2 separate regions of the Mus musculus genome follow, and region 2 is linked to region 1. Evidence: chromatin loops called from intact Hi-C (ENCODE). Cell type or tissue: left cerebral cortex. All regions are shown on one strand. Each heading gives the region's core, and the rest is flanking DNA. Links, peaks and the distances in the headings are about the cores only.

Region 1 (15,197 bases), core at 4,422-12,421:
CTTGCTCTGCTGTCTTATGTAGCCTAGGCTTGCCTGCCAAGGGTGGCGCTGGCAACCATGATCTGGGCCCTTTCACATCTACCAGCAATCAAGAAATTGTCCCACAGATGTGCCCATAGAGCAGTCTAATAGACATAGTTCCACACTTAACCTCCCCTCTTCCAGGTATGTGTAGCTTGTTGACAAAACTATATGACCAAGTTGACAAAAACTAACCAGCACAGTGATCCAAAAATCTATTGAAATTATTAGTCTAATAGCAGGAAAGACTCAAGATATACACTTCCGTGGGTACTACCCTCTCCTTGGCACTGTTGAACTAACTCTCTCTCTCTCTCTCTCTCTCTCTCTCTCTCTCTCTTTCTCTCTCTCTCTCTCTCACACACACACACACACACACACACACACACGTCTCTCTGTCTCTGCTGTCTCTGTCTCTCTTTCACTTTCCTTTCTCATTATATCTATCAACCAAATATTAAGAAGTAATTTCTGTCTTTGGCACTTATATATGAAATTCATAGCAAAACTGATCATCTTGGTTCCTGGGAGTAAGCTGAATTACCCATCAGTGTATGGAAGTTGGTGAACACTCCTTGGGAGTTCTTCAAGGACAGAGGCAGAAAACAGATGGTAGAGATTTAAAGTCACAAGGGGATGCCGAGGCTTAGGTAAGGACAGTAGATTGTATCTGGAAACTGCCTTCTTGCTGTAACCCTGTTTTCAAAGGCATTCTGGACTGTAGGGGTCTGAACACATTCACAGCTGAGAACCATGTACTCTGCACTTGCCAAGTTACCTTTTCCTCATTCTTCATATTCCAAGGGGTTCTTCTCCATCCTCATTTCCCCAACCTCAAGCAGTATCTTTTGTCAGTCTCTTAAGGGTAAGAAAGTTACATAATGGACATTTAAAGCACAGTGAGATGTCCCTGAACGTTAGGGGCATCTCTTATTGTTCAATAATACAATAGAGAGAAATCTGCCATCTGTGTCACAGCTTTCTTTCTGTGTTTAAAGAAGTAGCCAGTTACAGAAAAATGGTTACAAAAAACACCTCCCTTAACTTCTTTCCCCTTTTCTCAGAGAGTAATCCTGCCCTTTGTTTCTCTCACAGCTTTCTAGAAGGGTTCCCAGCACAAGGCAGCATATGATCTTGTTTTCAACGTCTTTTCTCACTTCCCTATTCCTCCCCAGTTAACAGTGGTTGCTTCGATGAGCACAGCTGGGTCTCACTTTCACAGTCAATGGACCCACAGTTAATACATTTACTGTCCTCTAGATTCACACCCAGGGACATTTGTGGTGTTTTCATATTTGCAATATTTCCTAAGTAATGCTTAAGATAAAGTGTGTGTGTGTGTGTGTATTAGAATTCTAAGAGCAAATTTGCTAAGTTAAAACATATATTATTTTTTATTTTGAAAAACCCAAAGCCCTATTTCTCTTCACGGGGCTGTTCTCTTCTCAACACAGGGAGGATTCCTGTCTCCTCACACCCTGCCTCTTTCAGGGGCCCCTGTCTTGCTGTTCAGCACTCTGGTAAGAGAAAGTACTGGCTCCAGCTGTTCTTAATTTGTGCTCCTTGCACACTTTCACTCTGTGGAATTAACTATTCTGCCTTTTGTTTTTTTTCCTGGTGAAGTATATCTTACAGTCTGGATGGCATTTATCTATGTACAAATATGAGCCATAGAATGTACCACAGTTGCTTCCACTGGCTTCTTAGTTTGCTAAAACTAAAACAGACACTTACTAAACACCGCTTCAACAATAGAAATGTACTTCCTGGCAGTCCTGAATTCTGGGAGTCAAAAGTGAAGATGGCTGCAGGGGTGACTTCTGGAGGCTGTGAGGAACTCTGTTCCATGCCCTTTTACCAGCTCTTGGGATCTTTAGACATTCTTGCATGGGTTCAAGGAGTTCTGTTAGTCTTCATATTATATATTGTATTCTCTCTGTACATACATGTTTGTCTTTATAGCCAACTTTTCCTTTCTGTCTCTGTCTCTGTCTCTGTCTCCGTCTCTCTGTGTGTGTATGCATATGTATGTGCATGTACCTGTGAATGTCTGTGTATGTATTGTGTGTGTCTGTTTGTGCTCGTGTCCGTATGTGTGTGTGCATGTGCTCGAGAGGGCGTTTGTGTCTATATGGCCAGAGAACAACACTGGTTGTCTTTCTCTCTTGCTCTTCATTTTATTGTGAAGCAAGGGCTCTCACTGAACCTGGGATTTTGGCTAGACTGGCTGGCCGCTGAGGGCTGTGGGCTTCATCTCTGCTCCCCACATTCAGCTGTGCCTAACTTTTACGTGAATGCTGAGGACTTGAACTCAGGTCCTCAAGCTGACAGCATGCACTTTACCCACTGAGCCGTCTCCTCAGCCTCAGTCTCTCAGCCATATGGAATGTGGAACTGTCTCAATGACTTCATATAAAGTCGATCATCTACAAAGATGGGTTTTAGCAGTGTAAAAAATTTTCAAGCTAAAGTATAATTACATCACTTTCTTTCCTTTCCTCCTTTCCCACTACCATGATCTTCCTCTAATATTCATCTCCAATTGACAGCCTCTTTGGATGAATTCACCTCACCCTTGAATGAGCCCCCTAATTGATTACCTAATACAAAATGGTCATTACTGAAATAATTTAGTCCCAAGCCACACTAAATGTGCTCAACAGGTATATATAAAGAGAGAGAGGGAGGGAGAGAGAGAGAGAGAGAGAGAGAGAGAGAGAAATATTCTGTGAATATCTTATTTCCAAATAAGAATACAATCAGAGATAGTGGGGTAAGGTTTGAACATCTTGGTGAGGACGCAGTTCAACCCACCACACTGGGTATGCCAATTAAATGTTTTGGAGCTATATTCAATAGAGCTCAAAAAAAGACTTTAAGTGAGAGATGTATAATATCTATATAATGAGATACCCAGAAGTGTGGTGACTTCAGGGTTAGCTTAGCGGATCAGTGAGAGTCAGGCTCTTTGTTTCTAGTCTTTCATCTCCTGGGGCATCTTTTATCCTCAAGCCTTTGTCAAAAAATGGCTGCAGCAATTCTAACCACTGTGTGCTCACATAATCACATCTCGAGTAAAAAAGATCAGGAGGACTGGCATTCATTTTGGGACTCCTCTCATTCCATAACAATGTCTTTCCAGGAATCCTTTCTTCACTCTTCTGCATTCTCCTTAAATTTCGTTGGCCGGAAGTGGCCTGCATGGCTAACCCGAGGCGTAAGGAGGTGGTTCAAGAAGTGTTTGATATTCTGAGATCTTCTGTGGAGACATGTTATCCAAACAGAGAAGAGGGGTGAAGACATTTGTTTGGTTAGGGCCAGCTGTGCTGGGCATGTCACATGTGGACACAGCACTGAAATGTACTCTCCACACCTGCAGAGTCCAGTCTCCTTGCACGATCTCTCCGAGTGCTCTCTGGACCGGTGACACTGGCTTTGGCTCCATTTCCCTGATCGCTTAGGCCAGCTGATCATCTTCTATCCATTCACTGGTCATTATGACTTCTTCTGCTTTGCCCGTCTTACTACTGAACAGTCTTTTTTGTTTATATGTTCAACTTCCTATTCTCTTGTCAATAATATGGTTACAAGCATGTTCTCTCAATCTGTGCCTTCATTCTTGACTTTATGGAACCCTTTATCCTGAGAATCTAAATGTCATTGAAATTTATATTTTCTCTTATGTGTGTGCCTTTGTGCCTTGCTTGGGAATGTATGTATATATATGACATTATGAAAAGAAGGGGTTTAAAAGCTGTAACTACTACTTTTCATAGCCAAGTCTTTTAACTATCTGGAATGCGTCCCTGCGTATGGTGAAACTAGGAAAATGATTTTATCCCCACCCTCAGCTGTGTAATCAGCAACATGAATGCTATTTATTGAATATTTGACCTTAACCTAGGGTTAGTAATGCCACTTCCACTGTCCATTTAAGTTCCGATTCCAGTTCCCATGTAAGAAGGTAGATGTGGTTGCTTGTGATCTGCTGTCCATCAGAAGTCAGACCGAGGAGTGGGAAACAGAGCGTGGGACAAATAGGTTCCACAGGACTCTGCTCTGGAATGCCGGGAGTATTACAGCTCCTTAAAAGAGGGTAAAGCCGTACGGCAGTCTGTGTGGGGCAGGTAGCAGGGGCAGAGAGCCCTTGAAAGCGGCAGGAGTGCTGATGTAAGCCTCTGTGGGCAGCGAGAGCCTAGATGCCAGTCCAAGATCCAATAATATGATGAATGCTTCTGGAGAGAGAGCTCTTCCCAAGTGTTACAGCTCAGTAAAGACAGCCAGTCTCAGATGATCCTCGGGGAAAATAACTTGTGCATTTTCTTCCATGTGGAGAGGGACTATAAGAAGCTTGGGGGAGTGGGACAGGATTTGAGAGGTGGGCGTAAATGTTTCCTATTGGCTCAGTTTGAGACGTTGGTGATGCTCTCATTGCATGGGGAAGGACTCCTGGTGCTGCGTTATGTGACTGACTGCCCATCTTCCTCTCAGATAGGTGTTGTGATTATGTATTCCAGAGCAGGTTCCGAGACATGGAGGAAGCAGCTCTGCTCCCGCTGTCTCAGATCTCGGAGCATCGCGGGGTGTAAGCACACCCCACCGCACCAGTTCTTACGCCCTTCTGCTGGCACGGCCCACTTGCCCTACAGTTGCATGTACCCATACCGGAGCTGAGGGGAGTAGAATCTGGGGTTCACTGAGGTTTGCTGGTCAAAAGCTTAGCTCTATCTAGTTCAGTGAGAGATCCTGTCTCAAAGGAATAAAGTACAGAGTGACAGAGTGGGACACCTCTGTGTATGTACAAAAGTGCACTCATCAGCACATGGGTATGGGTATACACTTCACACACCCATATGCCACCCTTGCATATGCACACACACATACATACCTAATTTATTATAAAAGTTGGTTTCTTTTTATTACTAAGTCAACTGTGTCTGTATATGATAATTTGTTTATCCATTTACTGGTTGATGGACATTTGGCTTATATTCACATTTTGAATATGATGAATGAAGGTACTCTGGACATTAATGTATAAATTAATATATGGTCATATAGTTTCATTTGGAAAGGCGGGGGTTATCCAGAAATAAAGAACTGGACTAAATGGCAGATGGATGCCTGACTTTTGGAGAAACCACAAAACTGTTTTGAATAGTGCTGGAGATAATTTGAAAGGTAAGGATATAGTTTTAAAGAATAATTTTTTGGAAGGGATAGACATGGTTTGAGTATATTGCCCAAGAGCTTGTCCTCAAAGCTTAGCCCTCATTGTGGTGACATAGTGATTGGAAAACCTTTAGGAGACAGGGCCTGGTGGAAAAGAACAAAGCCATTAGGATACGATACACAGAAGAGTGCCCATCTCCTACCAAGGGTTAGTTCCTGAAGTGAAGTTATAAAAAGAACAAGACTCAGGGTTGGCATGTAGCTGTGTCTGTAGAATGCTTGCCTAATATGTGCTAAGCTGAGGGTTGATCTTTAGCACCTCATAAAACTTGATGTGGTGGAATCCCAAAATTTGGGAGACTGAGACAGGAGAATCAGAAGTTCAAAACTGTCCTCAGCTGCCTAAGTTTACAGCCAGCCTGGGCTACATGAAAGCTTGCCTCAAAAGCAAGAAAAAAAGAGAAAAGAGACTTTTTCTGGACTTGTTTCTCAGGATGTGATCTCTTCCACATAGATCAGATCAAGTTATACTGTACTGGTGCAGTATCAGTGTATTCTATAAATTTGCATTCGTGACATTGGGAATTTTTAAGGGAAAATGATAAATAGGTTTTGGAGAACACAGGAATTTGAAGAGATTACAAATGACTGACACAGAATTGCTAAACCTCAACTTTTTGATGCTTCTGATGTACACTTTTGGGAAATTTTCCAACCAAACTGAGGGCTGATAAGGAAGCTTGGTTATTATCCTAAAGGAAAACATGCTAAGCGTTGAACTGGCCAAGAAAAACGAGGGCACAGAAGATGGATTTGGACCTGCCGCTTCCTCCATTGCATATTTGTACTATATTTAAGTGAAGGCAGTGTTCTCCCAAATGAATTTTTTCAAGCTACAGTATTTGACATAAATGGAAGAAAAGCAGATCCTCCCTACCCATGCCATTACATGTGGAAAGCATGCAGATCTTGGCACAACTTCCTTCCCAATACTTCAAAGGTCTTGTCTCAGTCTTTCTCTTCCTTGGGGAACCAGGAGGATCTGTCACTGTAGAGCACTTCCTTCAGTGTAACATGTTGTGTTCACTTAGCATTTGTCACAACCCTCCTTTTTGCTTTGTGCTGTTGTCCATGTTTCATCTTCCAGTACTTCTAATGAGCTCATCACCATCTCTCCTTTGTCCTTGTCACAACCCTATTCTGTTACTTCCTTTGGGTGTCTTACAGGCATTTCAAGTCCCTATTCTAAATGGAACCCATGGTCAAGGTGACTTCTGCTGGAAGCGCTTTTCCAGTTGATGGCCTATTCATCCTTCTAGTTACTGACTCTATAATTTCTCTAACACCATATATTCACACATACTCAGTCCACTAGAAATCCACAGTGAACTCAGAATCTATCGCCTTTTCTTATTTTTTCTTTTCTCCCCTCTGCCTTCTTCCTCTCCGTCCTTCTTTCCTTCCTCCTCCTCTTCCTCCTTCTTCTCTTTGCTCCTCCTTCCTCTTTCTTCCTCCTCCTCCTCCCCTTCCTCCATCCTCTTCTTCTTCCTTCTTCTTCCTCCTCTTTCCTCTCTTTCTTCATTTTTCAAGACAGGGTTTCTCTGTGTAGCCCTGGCTGTCCCGGAACTTGCTCTGTAGACCAGGCACACCTTACAGGATTAAAGGTGTACACCACCATTCTTGGCTACTTTTTTCCTATCTTGACTTATATCTTCCCTTCCTCCTCCATGGCTCAAAGTCGGATCTTTGTGTCATGAATACTGATCTACCTGCTTTTGTCCCTACTTCCTTCAGAGTACAGCCTGCAAAGAAGGGCATTCTGATATCTCCTATTTCCTGTGCACAAAGTGTTCTGTTGCCTCTAATGCCACAATAGATAAAAGTCCATGGTGAAGGTCAAATTTGCCTTTCTTTCTTTGTTTCCATCATCTCCTTCTCACTTGCTTTGCTCCAGCCAAATGGTTTCTTGTTAACACATCAGATGCTAGGGCCTTCTATCCAGAACATTACTCCATTGGAAGTTACTACTCTAAGGCTCTGTCTCCCTTCAATTCTTTGTTCAATGTCATCTAATGTCCCCACCTTATATACTGTTAAATACCATTTGCTGTCCACCCCTAAAGCTCTTATCCTAGCCATTTCTCCCTATTTTCACACAAAATTGTAATATTCTAGTATGTTCCACAACTTTCATAGGTTTTTTTTCTTGTTCTCAGTTTTACCCTCTGCACCTAACACATGGTAGAATTTAACTAAACGTTTTTCTTTTTCTTTTTAAAAAATTTTTATTAGTTATTTTATTTATTTACATTTCAAATGTTATCCCTCTTCCTTTTTTCCTCTCTAAACCACCTCTCCCTCCTGCTTCTATGAGGGTACTCCCAACCCACCAACCCACTCCTGCCTCACTGCCCTAGCATTCCCCTTTGCTGGAGCATCAAGGTTTCATAGGACCAAAGGCCTCTCCTCCTATTGATGCCAGATAAGACCATCCTCTGCTACATATGCAGGTAGAGCTCTGGGTCCCCCCAGGTGTACTCTTTGGTTGGTGGTTTAGTCCCTGGAAGCTCTGGGGGATCTGGTTAGCTGGTATTGTTGCTCTTCCTATGGTGTTGCAAACCCTTCAGCTCCTTCCGTCCTTCCCCTAACTCCTTCACTGGGGAACCTGTGCTCAGTTGGCTGCAAGCATTGGGAAGGCTCTGGCAGAGCCTCTCAGGAGACAGCTATATCAGGTTCCTGTCAGCAAGCATCAGCAATAGTGTCTGGGTTTGGGGGCTGCATATGGGATGGATCCCCAGGTGGGGCAGTCTCTTGGTGGCCTTTCCTTCTATCTCTGCTCCACTCTTTGTCCCTGTATTTCCTTTAGACAAGGGCAATTCTGGGTTAAAATTTTTGAGAAGGGTAGGTGGCCCCATCTGTCAACCAGGGGCCATTCCTCACCTCTTGATATGGTCTCTACAGGTTCTCTCTCCCCTTTGTTGGGTATTTCAGCTAATATCTTCCCTGTCAGGTCCTGGGAGCCTCTTGCTTTCATGGTGTCTGGGACTTTCTGTTGGTTACGCCTAGTTTCCTATCTCCCATTGCTACACACCTTTGTTCAATTTCCAGACCCTCTGTACATCTCCCCCCTCTTCTCCCACACCTGATCCTGCCCCCCTTTCCCCTCTCTTACTGTTTTTCAAATTTGTGATTTAGCTCTTTCTAGGGACACCTTCAACCTCAAGAATTTTCTTATATAAAGACCCTGCTTAGAAAATCCTCATCGCTTCTTTGCATCTCACTGATCACCCATTTCTCCCACAAGGTGGCAGTCTCTACTTTAAATATAGGCTGTAGTGGCCTCAAATTCAAGACTCAAGCTAGTCCCTGCAGAGACAGCTTGACCTGGTAGACCAGCTAGCTGGAAAGTTCATAGACTGTGAATCCTTATCTTAAGAGCCAGATGTGTTGAAGGAATGGTAAAATTTAGGGTTTGGGAGCCTTCCACAGGAGTGGCACATTATAAAGGTAGAAATGTGGTTCTTATGGGAGTGGTGGCAGTGACATTCTAAAACCCAGTGAAAGCTGTCAATATAAAAACTGGGTTTACAGACCCAGAAAGACATATATAGTATGTACTGGCTTGTACATAGTTGTAAAATAAAGAATAATCATGCTACAATCCACAAAACTAGAGAGGCTAAGTAATAAGGAGGGCTCAAGGGGTGACTCATGAATCTCCCTGGGAAGGAGAAATAGAATAGATATCAAAGGTGAGCTGGAGATGGGTAAGTATGGGAACAGGATTAGGTCAGGGTGAAGATGAAGGGAGAGGGAACCTGGAGAGACAACTGAAATTGGGGTGCATTTGGGGGGGGGTGAGATAGAAACATAGTACAATGGAAACTCCCACAAATCTACAAGAGTGACCCTAGACTTCTAATAAGGGAAGATATGGAACCTGAATCAATCATCTCCTGTAACCAGGCAAGACTTCCAGTGGAGAGATTGGACCACCAACCCAGCATTTGACCTACAATTCTTGCCTACAAGATGTGTTGGGTAGAGGTGGCACAGAAATTGTAGAAGTGGCCAACCAATGATTGGTCTAGCTTCAGACCTATGCCATGAGAGGGAGCCCAGCCCTGACACTGCCTAGAGGGCCAAAACCCGAAGGCTGGATGACCAAGAGACAGACATAACCAGGAAAAAAGCAAAAAATGATATTCTATGATATTCTGCTATACTTGTATGAAGGAGAGAGGCTCCATCCAGTAAGTAGCTATGGAAACAGATGCAGAGGCTCACAACCTAACATTAGGCAGAGCTCAGGGAATCCTGTAGAAGAGGGGGAGGAAGATTGTAAGAGTCCGAGGGGACAAGGACACCACAAAACTAACAGAATCAACTAACCTGGGCCAGTAGGAGCTCACAGAGACTGAACCAGTGATCAGGGAGCCTGCATGGGTCTAACCTAGGCCCTTGGCATATAGTTATGGTTATATAGCCTGATCTTCTTGTGGGACTCCTAGCAGTGGGAGCAGGACTTGTCTATGACTTTTTTTTTTTTTTGCAAGCTTTGGGGACCCTTTTCCTCCCACTGGGTCACCTCATCCAGCCTTAATTTGAGGAGAGGTCCTTAGTCTTATTGTAACTTGATATGCCATGTTTGGTTGATGTCTCTGGGAGGCCTGCTCTCTTCTGAAGGGAAATGGAGGAGAAGTGGAAGGGGGTGGTGGAAAGGCCTGGAAGAAGAGGAGAGAGGGGATATAATATATGAGAGAAAATTTAATAATAATAACAACTGGATTTAACAATCATATATATGTTTCCCCTCATTACAAGACCTTACCTTTTCCTTCCCTGATGATATTATTCTAGCATCTAGGCATGACCGTTCAGTACTAATCTTGAACATCTCCTGAGACCTAGAATCATATGAATCACTTTTTTTTCTTCTAGAAGCAACTCTATTAGAAACATAGGTGCAAAGTTTGGATTTTCCTGTAGGGGGCAACATTGTCTAGCAAAGACAACAACATCTGGCCTGCAAGGCAGTTCTGGAGCTAGCTAGTTGGCCTTGGACAAGGCTAAGCTGCTCTGAGCTTCTTTACTTCTAAGTAAGAGACATAGAGTCCTCTGCTGGCTGGTGTGAGCTTTTGATGTGAGCATGAGTCATTGGTATCTTGGGCAGTGTTCCACTCACAGGAACATTATGGCACGGTCACAACTGTCTGACCTTTCCTCTGTTGCTGTTTTCTGCCTTTGCTCACCTGGAGTCAGCCAACCTTGAAAAACTCAGAGGAAAGGGAAGGCATGAGAGGTAGTGAGTGGTGGGAACAGAACAAGTGAAGCTCTGTTGGCAGGAGCAGAGGAGTAGAAAAGAGGATGCACGCGTTGACCTCTAGTCTTGACATGTGGGCTAACTTACTCTATACCAAAAACTGTAGGACTCCATTTTGGAAAACAAGGAAAAAACCTGCCCTCAGACTAAGATTCTTCTTCACCAGGAAAGTCTTTGTTTCAGCAAGTCAAGAGGCTAAGAGGGGCTTCTTATGAAACTTCTGTCCAATGCACATACTTATGAAGGCATCTCAATTGTCATGGGCCTTTGGATTCTTTTGTATCCCAAGATTGCTCATTAATGTCTAGACCAGTGGTTCTCAACTTGTGGTCTCAATCCCTTTTCTGGGGAACAACCCTTTCACAGAGGTCCCATATCAGATGTTCTGCATATTTGATATTTATATTATGATTCATATTAATAACAAAATTAGTTATGAAGTAGCAACAAATTATTTTATAGTTGGGGATCACCATAACACGAGAAACTGTATTAAAGGGTCGTAAAGGGTCGCAGCACTAGGAAGGTTGAGAACCACCTGCTTTAGAGCATAACCTAGGACCACTGGGAGCATCCTATAATTGTGTGGGTTGGGTTTGTTGCTCTCTGTAAGAAGGAAACATTCACAGCAAAGGTTCGTGGAGGGGGGAGTTGGCTTGGTTTTAAGAGTTTAAGGGAAGGTTCAAGGAAGCTGGCTTTACTTGAACAGTGTCATGGAATCAACAGGATGAGTCTAATTCTCTGATATGAAATCTTGAAAAATTTTTCTCTACCGGGCTGGAAACAAGATGAAGGCCTAGGTTTGGATAGTTAAGATGCAGCAATCACTTCAATCAGCCAGGTACAAGGAAGGATTCGGCATCATTTCTTCATGTTTGTGATTTCTTTTTGTTTTGTTTTTGTCTGTATTCACATTGCAATCTACCATTGCTTTATCTGATGTTGGTGTTGTGTCAAACTGCTTGTGGTGAATTGAAGAGACTTCAGATGAGGATCGGGTATGAGGTCACATTGTTTGTGCTCTCTGAATCCAGAGCTGTTTGTCCTTCATCTCCCAGCATCTCCACGAAAACCCCTGTCCATTTCCTGTCCTGGGGAGGAGGAGCTAAGGCAACTAGCTTTGCTACCAGCTCTCTTACTCTGGAGAGAGATGAAAAGAACGAAAGCAGGGAACTGTCTCAGTCTCCTTATCATCTGGATGCTAGGGACCAAACAAAACCTTATTTCTCTAGGCACTTAGCAGGATGCCCTTGAGTATATTATACTTATAGCATCAGTTCCAGAAAATGTATTCAAAATCTGTAAAGTATGACGTTCAGAAAATTCAAACAAAGTGAAGAATTCTGGGAAAAGAAAATGAAATCTTTTTTCTTCTGGCAACACAAAGAATCAGATGACTTTAGCTTCTGTTCTGATCTAAAAAGCATACACCTTACGCAGGAAAGAAAGGGGGAACTCAGGGACCTTAGTAGAGTGCACCATCTGTTTTTCATTTTGTTTGAGATCTTTCATTTCCTTTCTCCTTGACCTTACTGGCAAAGTCTGGGCCTGGCATCCCTCTGTGGTTTGTGTGTGACTTAACAAGGACATATTTTAAAGTTGGAAAAGAAAAGTTCATTGTAAAAGGTCTGTAGTCCTCCTTCCTTTCACATCCTTGGGCTTCAGGATGAGGGATGGACACCGAGGACAGAAACGGTTTATTTGATAGCATCCTAGACATGTAAGACTTATGGCAACCCCCCTGGAAAATATGCAACAGAGGAATGAGACAGCCTACATGCACATTGACTGATGGTCAGACAAAGCGATACTGTTATACAGTGAAATGTTGTTCAGCCTTTAAAAGGGAGGAAATTTAATACATACGTGGAGGTTTGAATGGGAATGACCCCCACAGGCTCAAATATGTGAATTTTTGGTTTCCAGTTGAACTATTTAGGAATGACTGGGAAGTGTGGCCTTATTGGAGGCGTGTCCCTGGGAGTGGGTTTTAATGTTTCAAAAGTCCATGCCAGACTCAGACTCCCCCCCACAAACACACCCCCACCACCCGCTCCTTGCAGATTAGAATGTGCATTCTTAGTTACTGCTCCAGCGTGATGCTCTCTGTCCTCTGAGACTCTCCCTCTGAAACCCTAAGCAAGCTCCCAATTAAAAGCTTTCTTCTATCAGCTGCTTTGGTCATGATGTAACCTGATCATAGCAGGAGCGACCCTAATTAAGATGTAATATAGCTGGGAACATCATGCTAAGTAAAATTAGCCATTTACAAAGATTCCAGGTTTGTGAGATGCCTATCAGATTGAAGGAAATAGAAAGAATTGTGGTAGCCAGGGACTGGGTAAAGGAGGGGTGGGGTGTTAATACGGATGAGTTACAAACATCCTGACTATTTACCTGGACACTTAAACAGAGTCAAGCAGAAGGTGCATCTCAGTGGTAGAGCACTTGCCTAGCATGTGTGATACTGTATTTAGTTCCTAGTACTAAACAAAACAAAACAAAACAAAACAAAACAAAACAAAACAAAACAAAACAAAACAAAACAAAACAAAACTACCCAGTACTGTTAGGTGTCATAGTCCCAAAACTCATAAATTCTGTTATTATAACCAAAGTAGAGTTTGCATCTTGATGATTGCAAACTAAAGACAAGCACAGCTGAGAAATAAGATCAGAGAAAGAGTTGCTGCAAGCAGCAGGCTCAAGAAGAAAAGATAGTAGACACTTTTGAGGCATGCTTAGGTAAAAATTGTGAAGCATATTTTTGCAGGATTACAGTGGTGGATGAGAACAATTTTGGGGGTGCTCACCTTGAATCATAAAGATGGTAACCAGTATCACTTGGCATGCTCAACTGTCTTTAAAGAAAGAAAAGTTTTAGCTGGAAAAAGGAAAGGATATTTTAAATGTCTTACTGTAGAACTTTGCCCCTAAAAGTTAGATCTTAACATTATTTTTAATTTGTTACAAGGTAAAAAAAATTCAAATACATAGAGAAATTTAAAAAGTATTAGAAAACAAAACAACAACAACAATAACAACAATAAACGAACAAAACAAAACATTATTTCCTGGAGCAGCCAGGAAAAAGACACCTAAGTGCCCAGAGCTACTCCCCTGAGTGAATATGTGAAGAACAGGGGAAAGAGGGAGAAGAGAGAGTACTTAGTGGAGAGACAGAAGAGAGGAGGGTGGAGCTGAGCAAATCATGTACTGTAGAGAGAAGTGGAACTGGATAGCAGTTAGAAACAGGCAGACATGAGGAGCCATGGTGATGTCTGAGCCCGGGTGCTACCAAGGGCCGTGTCTGCTTCTGTGGCACTGCTCCAGCCAGAGTCTGTGCTGATGTCTGTGGCCAGAGTTAACACCAAAGACCATGAGGATGTCTCTGGCATGGGCTGCCACTTAAGGCCCTGTTGATGTCCAAGCACTATACAAGGCTGGCTCTGCCTCTTGCCTAGGCACCATGGGAGAGCTGGCTCTGGTGCTGGGGATGCTGAAGAGCTGGTCCCAGTAGGATGAGTGTGGGAGAGCTGGCCCTGTGTCCCTCACCAAATGCAGCACTCAGATCCCCACATCTCTTCCCCTGGGCAGCACCGTATAACTGGTCGTGGTAATGAGAGCAAGGGTGAGTGGCCAGAGGGCATGTGAGCAGGAGAGCTGGACCTGCCCCTGGCTTGGTTAAAGTAGGAGAGTTGGTCCCAGTGGTACATGTATGGGAGAGCTGGTGAGCTGACCAACTCAGTTTCCACCTAGGCCCAGATCCAGGGGTCTGAGTTGGCCCACCAGAACATCCACCCCATCTATGAACTGCTGGAGCAAATGAAGAGGCTGGTCCTGCAGATCCCGAGCTGTGGGCACTCCATGACACAGGGTGACAACAGGATAACTGAGAAGAGTTCCAGTGAGGGTCCAATATTGATGATGTGACAAAAGCTAGAGGCTTTGGGAAAGACCAATCAATGACTTATTGCAATGAACATTTGCAAGGAAAGATGTGTGGACAAATGCGTATACTGTGGTATGTGCCATGACAGGCGGCAACTTCCACAGCAAGATTTTTATTTAATTCATTTTATTTTTTGTTCACTTTTGGGTAGGGGGAGGCTGCCGGACTGAAGGGTAAAATGGGTGGGTTTGGAATGCATGGTGTGAAATTCACAAAGGACCAATAATTTTTTTTTAATTTTAAAAACTGTACTTATAATGTATGCAAGATGTTTTTGTTATTCTCTGCAAATTACCAACTCTTCCAAGAATCAAGTCTTCCAAGTCATGTTCAGCAGTACTACTCCAGTCTCCTCTCCTGAGCAGACAGCCCTCCTCCAGTGGGTATCTTGAATCTTTATTACTTCTTGTACTGGAATATAAGACCTAAGAGAAGCATAGAAATAATTTGTGAAGGACGTGAGTTTCAGCACTTAAATAAGAGTTTGCTGATGAGAAGGTCTGCTGTGTGGCAGGGTCTCAGGGCAGGATAACTGCTCTTTCCCACCACGCTTCCAGAAGTGGAAAATGTTCTCTCCTTCTTCCATCTTCTTCTGTTTCAAGTCCTGCAGATGCTCCAAAGGAAAGACGTAGAGATTTTTATGACGGTTGGGACTTAGAACAGAGAGTTCTTGAGAAGGCCACTGCATTAATTACCAGAAAGAAAACATAAACCCTGGAAGCCGGGAAG
Region 2 (15,197 bases), core at 4,715-12,714, 1.5 Mb after region 1:
GGTCAAGAAATAAAATCTACTAATGCCTGAACTTGGTACCTTCAGACAGTTATTTTTTAAAATAGATTTTCTAGCTCACATACTTTTAACATGGGAAGAATGGCTATCACTTCACCCTTAAGCAGAAGTTCATTGTTTGTCACTGAGTTTTCACAAATGCCTGTGAGATGGTGGGCCAGTTGCTTTTCTTGTCACTGCAGGAAAACATCTGAAAAGAAACTTCTTGAGGGAGTGAACACTTGCATAAACTCACAGTTCTGGGGACAGGACCCATTGATCAGCTAACGAATAGCAGCAGTGGGCTCACAGCTGCAGAGACAGAACCCTCTCACATCTGGGCAGACATCTGCTTCTCTCCTTCCTTCTTTTGTATTCAGTCTGGGGCTCTGGTCTATGGTATGTGGGTGATGATATTAGGGGCGTGTCTTTCTAATCCTCCCTGGAAATGCCATCTTGTAGTAAGAAACCTTGAGCAAAGTTTGCCAGACCCTGACCAAGACACTTTCCTCCCCCGAGGTGAATTGAAACCCCCAGCCTCCATGTTGAAATCCCAGCTTCTTCCAATCTCACTGCCATCGCCACACTCAGTCACCTACTATGGCCAGCATCCTGATAGATAGGGCAAGGCAGTTTCTAAAGATAAAGCCAGTCTTATCTGGACAAACAACTCCAGAAACTGTCGCTTGCATGGAGCCTCAGAATTTACATCTAACTTTCATCCTCCCAGCCTCCTATACCCAGTCCAAGTATCCCCATTCCTTTTCAGCAGACACTCCTTAACTTCTCACTGATTCCCCCATCCTTTCTGACTCTAGTCAAGTGGCCACTCAAAATGAACCATCCTAAGCCAACCTCTGGTCAACTTGAAACCCAAATGGCTCACTTGAAATCACAACCTTCCACCCCAGGCTCTTGTAGTCTCGTGACCTTGTCATAATTTGAAATGCATGAAGCCCATCTTGAAGTCTCTCCCAAATCTTAACAGGGCTCCACTGTAGGACTCAGTCTCAAACAAGCAAAAAACGGAAAAAATATTACTATGATTTAGACATTTATGACCTTGCCAAAATCCATGCTATGATTTATCCCAACATTACAACATTAAGAGGTAGTGCCTTGAGGAGGGACTTTGTCCTCGTGAATAAAATAAATGGCATTACCAAAGGTTGGAAGACCTGCCTGAGCCCTTCCTGCCATGCTGTCTTCCACATGAAGACACAAGGCAATGCTCAGGCTTGGAAGCAGAGAGCCCTTCCCAGATACTGAAGTTCTGGCAGCAAGATCATCAATTTATAAGCTCCCAGAACTGTAAGAAATATATCTCTATTATCTACCAACTATCCAACCCTGATTGTTTTGTTATGGCATCATTAATAGGTTATTATATATAGGTTGATATATGGGTATATTATATAAGATGAATTCTATTTTTAAGATATTACCTCATTTCATTACCACAAGGCTCCCAGGAAAAAGGAATTGGTCTTCTAACATGAAATACATGAAACCTGAAGCTGAAAACATCTATAAACCTTTCCTAAGTATATGGCTAGTAAATACTGTGACTCCAGAGACTGGCCATCCCTCTACTAATCAGAACCAGCCCATAAATCCATGCAATCTATATTTTAAAAGAAGAAATAATGTAGTATTCACTTGTAACTATAATTTGATAACCAGGACAATCCCATTGTCCCGAGATCATTCCCAAACCCAGAATGGTGTCTACTGAGTAGCTTAAAGTCAAGCCCTGAGAGAAGGGATAGGATTCCTTCATCATGTGGCATCTTTGTTTTTTTCTAGGACAACTATAACCTATCTCCAGATATATATATATATCTCCTTCCTGGCCCTAAGTTATTATTTACTCTTAAAACATAGAAAGTGGGAGAAAAGAAGCTGGTATACTCGGGGCTGGGTATACAGAGTACTCTGCTAGAACTTAAATATGGTATCTTTAGGTTTTGATAAGCTCAGAAGGGAGTGGCTAATCTTCCAGGTTAGAGATAAGGAAGTAAAAAACGGAGAGGAGAAGTAACCTGCCAGAAGTCACACAGAAACCTGAGGACTGGAGAGGTGAACTCTCATCTATCTCACAGTGCAATTGTAGGTCCTTTTCTGGGATCTAAAAGCCTTAAAGGCAGCAATCACCCATAGGCACAATGTCAATCACATGGTGAAACTGTCCATAATCAGTTACTAAACCTCTATGGTTCTCAATCCTTGTCATGCTGCCTCGACAACATTAGATTTATGGGAGATTCTGCCTTATGCTCACTTTCCTATATAACAAGAGCATACTCAGCAATGTGCTCTCTGGACTCAAGGTTCTATTCTACTTAGGAAAGGCTATTTCACTTCCTACACAGACAACCCATCCATGAATGCTACACAGGAAGACAAGACACATTGACCATTGAACTGTCTTGTCCTCTAGGAATGTGACTTCCAGCTTGGAACCCACAGCTCAGGAAAGTACCTAGCCACTCACAAAGCCTTGATAGAGGGTCAAAGAAAACCAGGAAAAACAGAATCCCTTCCCTATATTGTCATCCTCTCCATATTAATTTTCTTTATTTCAACTTTGTTATAAAATCAAGGAAGGCTTTCTGGGTAGTGTGAGACATGCATTAGACAGCCCATAATGTCTAAATGTTCTAATCCACTGATCAAGTCAGTAAGACATCAATATAAGGTTTCTTTTTTTTTCCCCAAATAACAGTAACATTTAATTAGAGTTTAACCTGGTTGCCTGCTTTCACCTAATGACGTACAAGACACCACAGTTCCCTGAAACAGGAAAGACCTACATCCAGAACAAATGCCATATGTCATAGAGCTGAACACTGCTGGTGACTAATTATAAATCTCACTGTCATTAATTACATACTTTTCAAGTAGCTTGGGGTTCAGCAGGATTTGGGTCCTTCATATATGATACCAAGTTAGGTGGCATCTTTCCCAGGCTATCACGACTGCTTTGTGACGATTACTTCTACTGAATGAGACCCCCACACTCATCCCATGAATCTGTGAAATGACTCATTATGTTTCTTCTAAAATTACAAAGAGAAGAAAGCCTAGCATCACCCCCGGAACACAATAGTTCTTTATAAACTGTAGTTATGCGCATAGTGAATGCTTACACCCTTAAAATAGTTACCTTATTTCTAATTATATGTCTATCTGTGTGATGGGGTGGAGGGTGATGACATGAGTACAGGTGCTCAGAGGTCAGAGAGGTCAGAGATCTCTCTGGAGCTGAGTTTTAGGCAGTTGTACAATGCCCAACATGAGTGACGGGAACCAAACTGTGGTCCTTTGAAAGAGCATGTGACTTCTTAATTGCTGAGCCATCTCTCTAGCCCCAAATGTTATAGATTTTTTTTTTTACTTTTTATTGATTTTCTATGAGTTTCACATCATGTACCCCAGTCTCACTCATCTCCCCAGCCCCCCATATCTTCCCTCTCTCTGCCTTTGCAACCTCCCTCACAAAAGAAAATAAAAACCAAATAAAGAAATAAAACAAAGCATAGAAAACATCTCGTGGAAGCGGTAGTGTATCACAGTGTGTCCCACAGTGTATCCCTCTGTCCACACATCTCTACTTGCAAAAAATTCGTTGGTCTTGTTCAAGGCCTCTAGCTGCTGTCATTAGTGGATCCTCATCCAACTCCTTCCAGTTTTCCTGTTGTTGCCCTGTGTCATGGAGATCCTGCAGCGTTGGATCAGCAGGACTGGCCCTTTCACATGTCCCAACAGTTCACAAATGAGATAGATTTTAGGGCGGGCCAACTCAGAGCCCTGGATCTGGACCTGGGTGGTAATGGAGGTGATCAGTTCACTGGCCTCTCCCTTATCTGCAGCACCAGGGCAAGCTCTCCAGCACTGCTGCAGCCAGCTCCACAGTGCCGCCTACAGGCAGAGGGCAGGGTCAGCTCTCCAGCTCTCTTGATCTTGGGGTCCAGATCACCTGCACCCACCAGAGCCAGCTCCACTGTGCTGCCCAGTCAAGGTGTGGGCCCCACTCTCCTGAGTGCTGGAACCAGCAAGAAGCAGGGCCAGCTCCACTCTCTCACGCCTTCAGGGCTGGCTCACCCTTGCCTTCAAGGCCAGCTCCACTGTGTTGCCCAGGTAACGTGCAAGGTCCACTCTCCCTAGTACTGCAGCCAGTGAGGAGCAGAGTAACCTCTTCTGTTCTCATGACCACTGAGCCAGCTCTCCCAACTGCCACAGGGGCGGGGCGGGGGGGGGGGGGCATCACTCCATGCCCATGCCATATCACAGTAGACACGTGGTGGGAAAAGCTCTCCCTCTTTCTTGAACTAGGAGCTGACTCACATACTCCCAGCCCTCATACCCTCCCAACCCCACCACCACCCCACCCCACCACCAAGGCCAGCTCTACTGTGCTGCTCAGGCAAGGGACAGGGCCCGCTCTCCTAAGTGTTGTACTGTATGTACCAGAGCGGGCCAGGGCCAGTTCTGCACAGTCCTTGGACATCCATGTGGTTTCAGGCTGCTCACACCAGGGATGCCTCCATGTCTCTAGTAATAATATGAACCACGGACCAACCCCTGCCACTGCCTGACCACAGACCCAAACACGGCCCTCAGCACTGGCTGGGACTTCATCACAGCCACAGGTAGCAACTCTGGCTATTCAAAACAGAACGCTCAATCTCTGCTTCTCTTTCTCTCCCACGTGTATATGTAGTAATCCCGCTGCCAGCGGGCCACACAGTAGGCCTCTGGGTGACCTCCTCTGCCCATACTATCTAGCAGGGCAGCAAGCAGGTCTCTGTATGCCTACAGTCTGCCCATGTGGCATGGCAGTGGGTGAGTCTCTGAGAAGTTTTTTCCTGCCCACACTGCATGGTATGGTGGCATGTGGGCCTCTGTGTGTCTTGGCCTACTATGCCATGCAGGAGGCGGCAAGTCTCTGGGTGTCTTTTCCTGCTTACCCCAAATGTTATAATTATACATGTAACCATTGCCATAGCTGAGGTTATACTAAACTGTATAAACTGGGGGAAATCATCTTTCTCGCTTTAGCCTCCTGAAGTCAATCATCCATGACATCTACTAACTAGCTCATGCCACACACACAACTGGATACTTGCTCAGTGCTAGGCACAGCTTCTTTAGACAGTGACCTCAAAAAAACCTCCCTCTTAGAGATTTACAATGCACATATTAGAGGCTCAGAGAAGCTCTTCAAGGGATAGTTCAATACGTACATGTATACAATCACACACATACATTCATACATATATGCATGCAATCATACGCACATTCACAATTATACACACATACAATTATATATTCATATACACAAATTTATATATACATGCATACCTGATAAATAATGATAAAAAGATAACAAATGGTGCAGATTTGAGGCATAGACAATAGATATAGATCAACTCATAGATGATATGGATTAGATATTAGAGATAGATGATAGATGACAGGTATATGGTAAATACATTGATAGAAAAAGAGATGATAGAAGATGACAGATGATGATAGATGGATGGACGGATAGATAGATAGATAGATAGATAGATAGATAGATAGATAGATAGATAGATAGATAGATAGATTTGGGTATTTTTCTTGGCAGTGATACCTTAATGTCAAAGCCTCCTGGTACCACCATGACATAATGGTATACTAAGGAACACTCTTGGTCATGGCATAGAAGATACTCTTGACCAAGATTCTCTCCCTAACTACATTTTAACCAAGTTCTGAACTCTTTCCAGACTGTTTATCAAGCTTGGCACAAAAAGACTTGAGAAAAAAAAAAATTCACTTCCATAGTTCCTAACAGTTCAAGGCTATATCACCCTCGGCCATCTTACAGTGCCTGCCAGAGGAAACTAGAAGCTTCCAAAAGAGTGTGCTGCCTTTTGGAAGAGTCTCTGAAGATAGGGCTCATCTCCCACGCTCTGTGAAAGGGAGGGGCCTGACCTCATTAAGTGTCAGTTAGCAAACCTAGATAGGTTGCACAGAGACCAAGTCCTCCATCCCACACTTCATAAACTGTCACTGTCCAGACTCTCCTGCCCCTCCCCCTCTATTCCCCTCCCCCTTCATCCTTCCTTGAAAATATCTAGCCAGCTCTGCATGAAGTTCCGTTTTTCACCCATTATGCTAGCCTGTTGCTGACTGAATCCATCCTTAACACTTCAGTGTCTGGTTTTGTTGATCTTTGATACCCCATCAAGAGCTATTCTCCACACCAAACCACCATCAGGGAACAATTATCCAGCTTGACCCTGAAGGATCAACTTGATACAATGCTGAAGTCCTGGCAAGACTTGAGATTAGCAGATCCGAAGCAGGCACCAGCATACGTGTTGCAAATTCCAGAACTCCCTTGGAGCCACGCAGAGTTGACTGGAATTCTAGCTGGCTCTTTCAAGGCCAATGTATAGTGTTTGTGGATCCAAGGGTCACGGTAAGGACTCCTGGGTTAAAGTGAGAGGAAGACCCAGGCTCCCCCGATGTTTGGCTCAGGTTTGCTCTCCAGCTTGCCTGTGTCTGTGTCACTTATCACCATGGGTGCTCCTCTCTGTCACTCAAGATACAGATAGAGAAATCAGCCTTCCCTTAACCGGGGAGAGGAGGGGAGCAGGAAGAAAAATTTTAGCCAGCAGGAGTCCGTCATTTCTTTGAAGCACATATGATGTGCCTGTGCGTGAACACACACACACAAATTTCCAAATAACAGAAAAGTTGCATGGCAAAAATGAAACCCTCCGGATAAATCATGAGCATGCCAAGTGTGCACAGCCTTGATCCACCTCAGCAAAGCTGAGTGCAGCCATTACTCTAAGTCTTCTCAAACCTTCGTGTGGACAGATCAGCTCTTTGCACCCTTAACTTCCAGGTTTAACTCCAGGTCACCAGTTCCCCGAAAGGGGATCTCATGACATGGCCTACACTTACTAGTAAGTGATTTCACTTTCAGATACTGAAGTCTTCCTCTGCCTAAACCTTATCCACAAAGGTCCCAAAAGAGTGCAGAGTCCCAAAAAGGCCTTTAAGGAGGCAGCTGTGACATAAGGCAGTATTTGCTAACCTTTACTTGGAGGTGTCCCTGTATATTCATCCATGTCTACTGTAAGATAAAATAAGGCCCCCAATATGTAAGGGGCCTGATTCCTGGAATCTAAGTGTATGATATTACTTCACAAAGCGTCCTTACACATATGATAAAATAGGAGATAGAGGGGAAGATGGGGAGGGGGAGGGGAAGAGAGGAGAAGGTAGAGGAGAGATTTCTGCTAGATTTCCCAGTACCAAGTGTAAGAGTCGGAGTTTACCTGTAGGCCCCACTTATGCAAGGTCAAGATAACTTTCTGGAATACTGGAAGCTGTAGTTCTTGGGAATTAACAAGCCATGCATTTTGACTCCCCTGAACAAGTTTACTTAATTTTTTTTATACCAGATGTATTTGATTGGATGTAGGCAGAAGTCACATAGGCAGGAAAATATGTCAGGATATATGTTAGCCCCTGGTTTGGAACTAATGGGAAATGCAATGAATTGTGGGTTTTGCCTTTTTAAGTCCTTGAAAAATGTAACTTGTGGCCATTCCCTGGGAACCCAGGAGTAGACCTGGCCAGAGTCCTCTACCTGGCCAGCATTTAATTAAAGCTTGCTTTAAATTTGGTTCAAAATTGTGGAACTGAATTTTTTTTTCTCGAGAATCTCAGGGTGGACACAAGCTTGACACATAGTAAGTACTCAATAAATGTTAAGTGGGCCTAAGCTAGGGTCACTTACCATTTTCTAAGTATGGAGAGTGACAGAACCTATACCAGGGGTGCTGATACAAATAGTAGGGGACCAGGTCTTTCCCTGGGGCTAAGATATGTGCTAACATGGAGGCTACTCCCGTTGTCTGTGCTGTGTTGTGTTTCTCTTTCAGGGACTTTAAGGGCCTGCTCGAGCGATGGCTTAGAGCAGTGGCTGTGACCCTTGAATACAAATCCTCCTGTTGTGGTGACCCCAGCCATAAAATTATTTTCGTTGCTACTTCACAATTGTAATTTTTCTGTTGTTATGAATCATAGTGTAAATATCTGTTGTGCAGGATACCTAATGTGCAACCCCGAATGGGCTGCCACCCACAGGCTGTGAACAGCTCATTTAGAAGCACCTACCTTGAGAGGTTTAGGAAGTGTCTGCTCTGTAGTCAACCAATTTTCATTTCGGTGAAAGAAGTAAACATGAAGGATGAGGGAGGGGGAGGTACATGAACAAGAAGGCGGCAGCATGCACAGCAGTGGTCTCCAGCACTGGCAGGTGGCTTGTCATCCTATGTCTGCACAGAGTCTGAGTCTAAGGAGCCTTGTTCCTTACGGAGTTGCCCAGCACCTATGTGCATCTGTTGCCGACGCCTGCCCCCTTGTGGAATTGTTTCAAACTGCATACTGCCTTCAAAATGCTCTTTTCTTTTCTTTTCTTTTTTTCTTCTCCTTTTTATTGGATATTTTCTTTATTTACATTTCAAATGTTATCCCCTTTCCCAGTTCTCTGCCCTAGAAAAACCCCTGCCCCCACCTCCCCCTGCTTCTATGAGGGTGTTCCCCACCCACCCACCCACTCCTGCCTGCCTCCCTGCCCTGGCATTCCCCTACACAGGGCCATTGAGACTTCACAGGACCAAGGGCCTCTTCTCTTATTGATACCTGACAAGGCCATCCTCTGCTACATATGCAGCTAGAGCCATGGGTCCCTCCATGTGTACTCTTTGGTTGGTGGTTTAGTCTCTGGGAGCTCTGGGGAGATCTAGTTGATTGATACTGTTGTTCTTCCTATGGGGTTGCAAACCTCTTCAGCTCTTTCGGTCCCTTCTCTAACTCCTCCATTGGAGACCCGGTGCTCAGTCCAATGGTTGGCTCTGAGCATTCACCTCTGTATTTGTCAGGCTCTGGCAGAGCCTCTCAGGAGACAGCTATATCAAGCTCCTGTCAGCAAGCACTTCTTGGCATCCACAATAGTGTCTGGGTTTGGTAACTGTATGTGGGATGGATTCCCAGGTGGGGCAGTCTCTGGATGGCTTTTCCTTCACACATTGTCTCCATATTTCCTCCTGTGAGTATTTTGTTCCCCCTTCTAAGGAGGAGCGAAGCATCAACACTTTGGTCTTCCTTCTTCTTGAGCTGCATGTGGTCTGTGAATTGTATTTTGGGTATTTCAAGCTTTTGGGCTAATATCCACTTATCAGTGGGTGCATACCATGTGTGTCCTTTTGTGACTGGGTTACCTCACTCAGGATATTTTCTAGTTCTATCCATTTGCCTAAGAGTTTCATGAAGTCATTGTTTTTAATAGCTGAGTAGTACTCTACTGTGTAAATGTGCCACATTTTCTGCCGCAGACCCTCTGGGTGCAGATGGGCAAGGAGTTGGCGAATGACAGACAGATCAACACAGGAGATTGTGTAGAATCTGAATGTAATTTGTCAAGTCAAGCATCAAACTTTTTATACAGAAGAATAGCAAGAAACCAGACGAGATACAATCCACCAAGTTACAGTGACATAATACAAAATGAATGTATACATCAAAAGAAGGCAGGGACCAGGTCACTGCCACTGAGAAGGGAGCCAGGTGTAAAGCTAGTCTATTGTTAAGCCCACCTCCAGGGGTTCTACTTTAGCAGACCTCCTCATGAATACTGCAATACCACAACCCCCCTATCCTGGGCCCTGATAATTTCTTGTGTGAGTGTAACTTTTAAGTATCTGTGGAGAATCTCCATTTGTCAGAATTCACCAACTTGCTTCTAATATGCAATGTAGCCAGTACTAAAGATTTCTATCTCAGTGGGATTCCCTGGCTCTTTCATGGCATTCCCTTGTTTGGGTGAGATTTGCTACTGTCCTTAGTAAATACTCTGCAGACCAGCTCTGAGCTGCTGGTTCTGTCTTTTGTAATGCTTAATTAGTTACTGAATAGGTAACTTCCTTACTGCATTCATACCGGATTCCAAGCTCAGCTTCAAGCATTTTCTAGGACATTGGAACACTGGCAAAGGCTTAACTATGTCAGAATTCAATCTTTAAAAGCACTTATAATAAAATAATACTAAAAGAGAGCACGTGGATCTATACACCAGACTAACACGGGGATAGGGTATGAGTATACGGGTTAATGAGAACGCCAAAGCTCCAGGAGGTGAGTTTCTGTGAAACTCTTTGCCTCATGAGTGCTTCCAGGCCTCTCGGCCTGCCAAGCAAACTTCACTGGAGTGTGCGTAGCAATTTTCTGAATCCATTCCTCCATTGAAGGACTTGGTTTCAGTGGTCCAGTGTGCCCTGTAAACTACAAGATAAAACTACTAGCTAAGTGCATTTTATGATGTGGTCTTTGCCACCTGAGTCTTCCTCCTCTTTCTGCATTCCCTCAAGCCTGTATTCTCCCAGAAGACTTGTCCATGGTTCCTTGGTAATTCAACAGAAGATTCTTGGGAATCAGTCTAGAGCTCAAAATTGATGTACTTCCTTCCCAAAGCCATGTGACTCTGCAGCCTAACCTCTCTTACCTTCTTCCTCATGTGTGAAATAGGTTCTGCTATCTAGGGTTATTGTAGATTCAAGGAGATTAAACAGAAAGCTCATTAGGGAGACCATGAGCCTCCAGTGCCTAGCCTGTGGGTCATTTACAGACCCATGATCTCTCTCTTTCTAGACTAAACAGCTATGAACCACCACATGACTGATGAAGCACTCTCTGCTGACAAGATCTTGCAGTCTGATGAGACAGGAATTCAATATTAGCAAACTTAACAAAGACAGTTGTAGAGTTTTAAGATAGTTTACATTGCCACCACCCTCCAAAGAGGAACAGGAAAGATAAAGGTTGCAGGCGAACTGAATTGAGATAGAAGGTCTGAGGGCAGGAAACCCAGGAAAAGAAACAGGGAGGCAGGGGAGGCAGGGGGCCAACACATCCCACTATCAAGTTGGGTCAGTGCTGGGCAGTAGAGCCTGGCCCTTAACCTAGGTTGTGATGAGTCCCCCAGCACCTGGATCAGCAGACAGCAGTAGAGCTGCCTGTCAGCTGTTTAAACTTATGTGTGGATTTAAAGCACTTTGATGTCCCACAGTCCAAAGGATTCCTCAAAGGACAAACCCCAGAAAGGCTAATGAGAGAAGGTGAAACTGTCCTAGTAGGGCAGGTTTTACCAGTCATTCATATATATAGTCGTACCTCATTGCACCTGTTTTCTCATCTGTAAAATGGGAGCTAACAATGCCTATTCAATAGGGTCATCGTGAGGATGGAGTAAATGGTGAGGAGTTAGAACAGTGACTCCTCAGTACACCATGACCCACAGTAGTCACCAGGCATTGTCACTCCTGAGACTCACAAGTAAAAGAAAGTGTCAATCAATAAGTCAGTATTCATTAACATCAGGGTGCAGATAAATAAGGTCTGCTATTGTTCATCAGCCAGCAAGAAAAATGAACAATACATAACTGAGGACAAATAATTAAATGAGGAGAAACTGAATAAATCATATTTCTCCAACAGAAGACAGTACTGGGGATCAACTTGTGTCTAAACTTAGGGAACCTCCACAGGAGTGGGAGAGATGGCTCATCAGGTAAGAGCACTTGGGACTTTTCCAGAGAACTCAAGTTCGATTCCCAGAATCCACATCAAGTTGCTCACACCCTTCTGTAACACTGGCTCCTGGGGGATCTGGAGCCTTCTTCTGGCCCCTGAAGGCACTGAACTCACTTAATATATACTCTGATAGACAGACAGATAAACACACACACACTAAAAAAAATTAATAATTCTAGAACTGACTCTGCCAGTATTGGGTAACCTAGCTGGGGCCGTGCTGGAGAACATGCCCTGGTGTTGTGGATAAGGGAGAGCCCAAAAGCTGACTACCTTGGGTACAACCCAGCCCCAGATGCAGGGCTCTGAGTTGAACTACCCCAAAGCTGTATCATCTATGAAGAGTTGGGATGCGTGAAAGGGCTAGTCTTGCTGATCCAAAGGTTTCTGCATCTCTACTACACGGGGCAACAACCGGATAGCCAGGAGTCCCAGTGCGGATCCAATATTGATGATGTCACAGAAGCCAAAAACCTTGACTCGTTGCAATGAACATTTGTAAGCGAAGATGTGTGGACAGAGGAACATACTGTGGGACACACTGTGACATACTACAGCTTCCATGATGACATGTTTTTATATGCTGTGTGTGTGTGTGTGTGTGTGTGTGTGTGTGCTTGTGGGGGGAGTGGGTATGAGGGGATGGGGAGATGAGCAGGACTGGGATACATGATATGAATGAAATTCACAAAGAATCAATAAAAGGTTAAAAAATTAATAATTCTAAAATAAGACTTCCTATGACCAGGGTCCCTAGCTCATGTTGATGTTTGCATTTTTCATCTAGCCTTTTCTATCTATGCTACTCAGTATTTCACTGAATCTATTAACAGTTATTATATAGATTCACCATTACTCAGAACATAGCCAGCCACACCCTGACCCACTAGCCATGACAGGACAGCAATGATTTCAGTAATGGTGAAATCTTCATGATGACAGAATGTTTTAGTGTGATTGGAATGACGTCACCTACATGACATGTGTGATGAGGACTTTCTTACATCACTAAGAATTATCTCAAACAGATCCTTAATAGCACCATCATGTATATTTTTAACAGAGTTGTGCTAGTTAAGTGCACTACTTACTTGCAGTCTGATAAGAGTGCAGTGCCCTGAAAGCCCGGCTGGCTGTTGCTATGTGATGTAGCTGTGTGATGTGGGCAAGATTCTCTCTTTTCTAGGACTGGGGGTTGGGAGGGAGACAGTAATTCTCCATTCTTTGCTCTCCTCAGCAAAACAGACAGAGAAACAGAAGGTCCCTTCCTGAATCTGTGAAGACTGCAGAATACCCATAAAGTCGATCCTATAACAGGTAAATGTTAGAGAAATATTAATGTGGTGGGTATTTAACAGCATCCGACTGAGGGTCTTCGGGGTTGTTCCTAAGATTTCAGTAATTTATGACATAGGATACGTCCATTACCAGCCTTTGTCCTAGTGACTGGTTCTTACCTACCATATACTGGAATTATTAGCTCAGATGATGCAAGAAAAATGAAAACATACAAATAAATTTTCACATGAATATTCATAGCAGCACACTTCATAATGGGCAAAAGGCTACAGGGACTCAAATGTCAACCAACTAAAAAGTGGACGTGATATATCCATATGAGATGTTATTTGGAAATAAAACTGAGTCACTAAACTAACCAGTACCCCCAGAGCTCATATCTCTAGCTACATATGTAGCAGAAGATGGCCTAGTCGGCCATCACTGGGAAGAGAGGCCCGTTGGTCTTGCAAACTTTATATGCCCCAGTACAGGGGAACGCCAGGGCCAAGAAGTGGGAGTGGGTGGGTAGGGGAGCAGGGAGTGGAAAGGGTATAGGGAACTTTCTGGATAGCATTTGAAATGTAAATAAAGAAAATATCTAATTAAAAAAAAAAACTGAGTCACTGAAAGCAAAGGTAGCTCCATAAAGAAAGCTTATAGCTGTGGTTACATTAAAAATAAAAATAAATAACTCAATGGTATACCTCATGGTTTTATATAATCGAGAACAAGCAAAACTCAAAGCAGTATATGCAAAGAAATAATGAAAGTTAGGGAAAAATTAATAAACAGGGACTAAAAGAACAAATATTTTCTTTCATATGGGGAAATAAATATAGGCATAAATATATATGTCATATCAAAGGAAAGAGGTATTACAAAAGGAGGAAGGGATCTAAGAAGAGGGGACAAGAGGTTAAGGTAAAATTTCTCTTATATGCAGAATATAGATTGATTTATATATATATATATATATATATATATATATATATATATATATACATATATATATATATATGCACATATAAAACATGTGTATGGGTCTCCCTTCTCAGGGGTCACTGACCACTCACTCACAAAGGCAAAGGGACCAGAAGTGGCAAGCAGAGTTCAAACAGCTCTAAGTATGATGTAAGGACCTCCAGAGAGACAGCCTCAGTCAGACAGCTCTACTCCGGGGTAGAGTATATAAGGGGTTGGAGAGTTATAGGTGGGAAGGGTTAATTATTGATCATAACACAGTTCTCAATTATCATTATTGGGAAAGGCTGAGTGGGACTTATGTGCTGATCCATGCAGCGTTTGCAGGAAGCTCTATGCGGGGTCCAGATAAGGTCAGTAGAGAAGGAAAGCAGAGTTCATAGAGCTATCCAGACATGGTGGACTGCTACCTTAATAATAGGGTCTCCCAACACGTGCATATATATAATATACATGCACATGGCATGAAGATAGAAGGGTACTATTTGAAGGGAACCAGGGAGAGTGGTGGGCGACTGAGCAAGGTGCAATGACATTCATGTACATAAATGTCATGAAATGCATTGCTTTGTATGCTACCTAAAAACATGAATAAAAATGTAAAGACCAGTGATAGCTGTCAATAAAGCAAGCAAGAGGAGCTGGGTTCAACCCCCAGCACCACGTGAAAAGCTGGACACAATGGTGCACAGCTGTGATCTCAGGGCTGGGAGGTGAAGACAGGTGGATCCTGGGCTCACTTGCCAGCTAATCTATCCCTATGAGCGAAGCCCAGGTCCTAGATGTTAGAATAATACCTGAGGTTGATCTCTGGCTTCCATATGTGCACACACATGCTCACATACCAGCTCATACATGTGTACTCACACACACACATGTGTATGTGCATGCATGCACACACCACACACATACACACTCACAAACACACACACACAATGAGCTGTTGATACACACTATCTCATGAAAGGCACAACATTCTGAGCGCGTGAGTATGCCAGACCATTAGCCTACATTTGTTTCATCCTTGGAGATGATTTTGACCTTACCCTATTACTGAAACATGCAGAGTCTCAGGCTTATACAGAAATAAGTGGAATAACTGAATGCCAACGCAGAACCCCTTCCTCAGACTACCTAGTTCTCCACCCCACTGCTGTGGGTGAGTTAGACTCAATCTCAATTGCTTACTTAACAGACCACAACAGGCACTTCGTTAGCAGTCTACAGCCATGCCATGCAGCTCTGACCATTCCCAGAAGCTGTGAAAAAGCTGGGCTTCC

What was found. Hi-C counts contacts between places; a loop is a spot of excess contacts. Peaks named below come from ENCODE experiments on the same cell type or tissue, not always from the same donor. Only the 100,000 strongest peaks of a DNase experiment are listed, where the experiment ranks them.
Region 2: a loop joins it to region 1, with 3 times the contacts of the local background. A loop is called at or near these places in 3 of 42 quality-filtered maps.

What each region holds. Positions count from the first base shown.
Region 1 is chr5:43,884,070-43,899,266 of GRCm38, forward strand. All of the region lies in intron 1 of Cd38 (CD38 antigen), which reads left to right. Among named protein-coding and RNA genes, the nearest start is that of Gm16015, 18 kb to the right of the region's middle. In left cerebral cortex, for the core only: CTCF peaks have their summits at 8,487 (motif pointing right) and 10,184 (motif pointing right); DNase peaks (open chromatin) are centred at 8,504 and 10,193.
Region 2 is chr5:45,416,055-45,431,251 of GRCm38, forward strand. It overlaps D5Ertd615e (DNA segment, Chr 5, ERATO Doi 615, expressed), which reads right to left and starts at 8,346. Exons shown (of 6, transcript NR_131933.1): 1 at 8,182-8,346. In left cerebral cortex, for the core only: a CTCF peak has its summit at 8,436 (motif pointing left); a DNase peak (open chromatin) is centred at 8,419.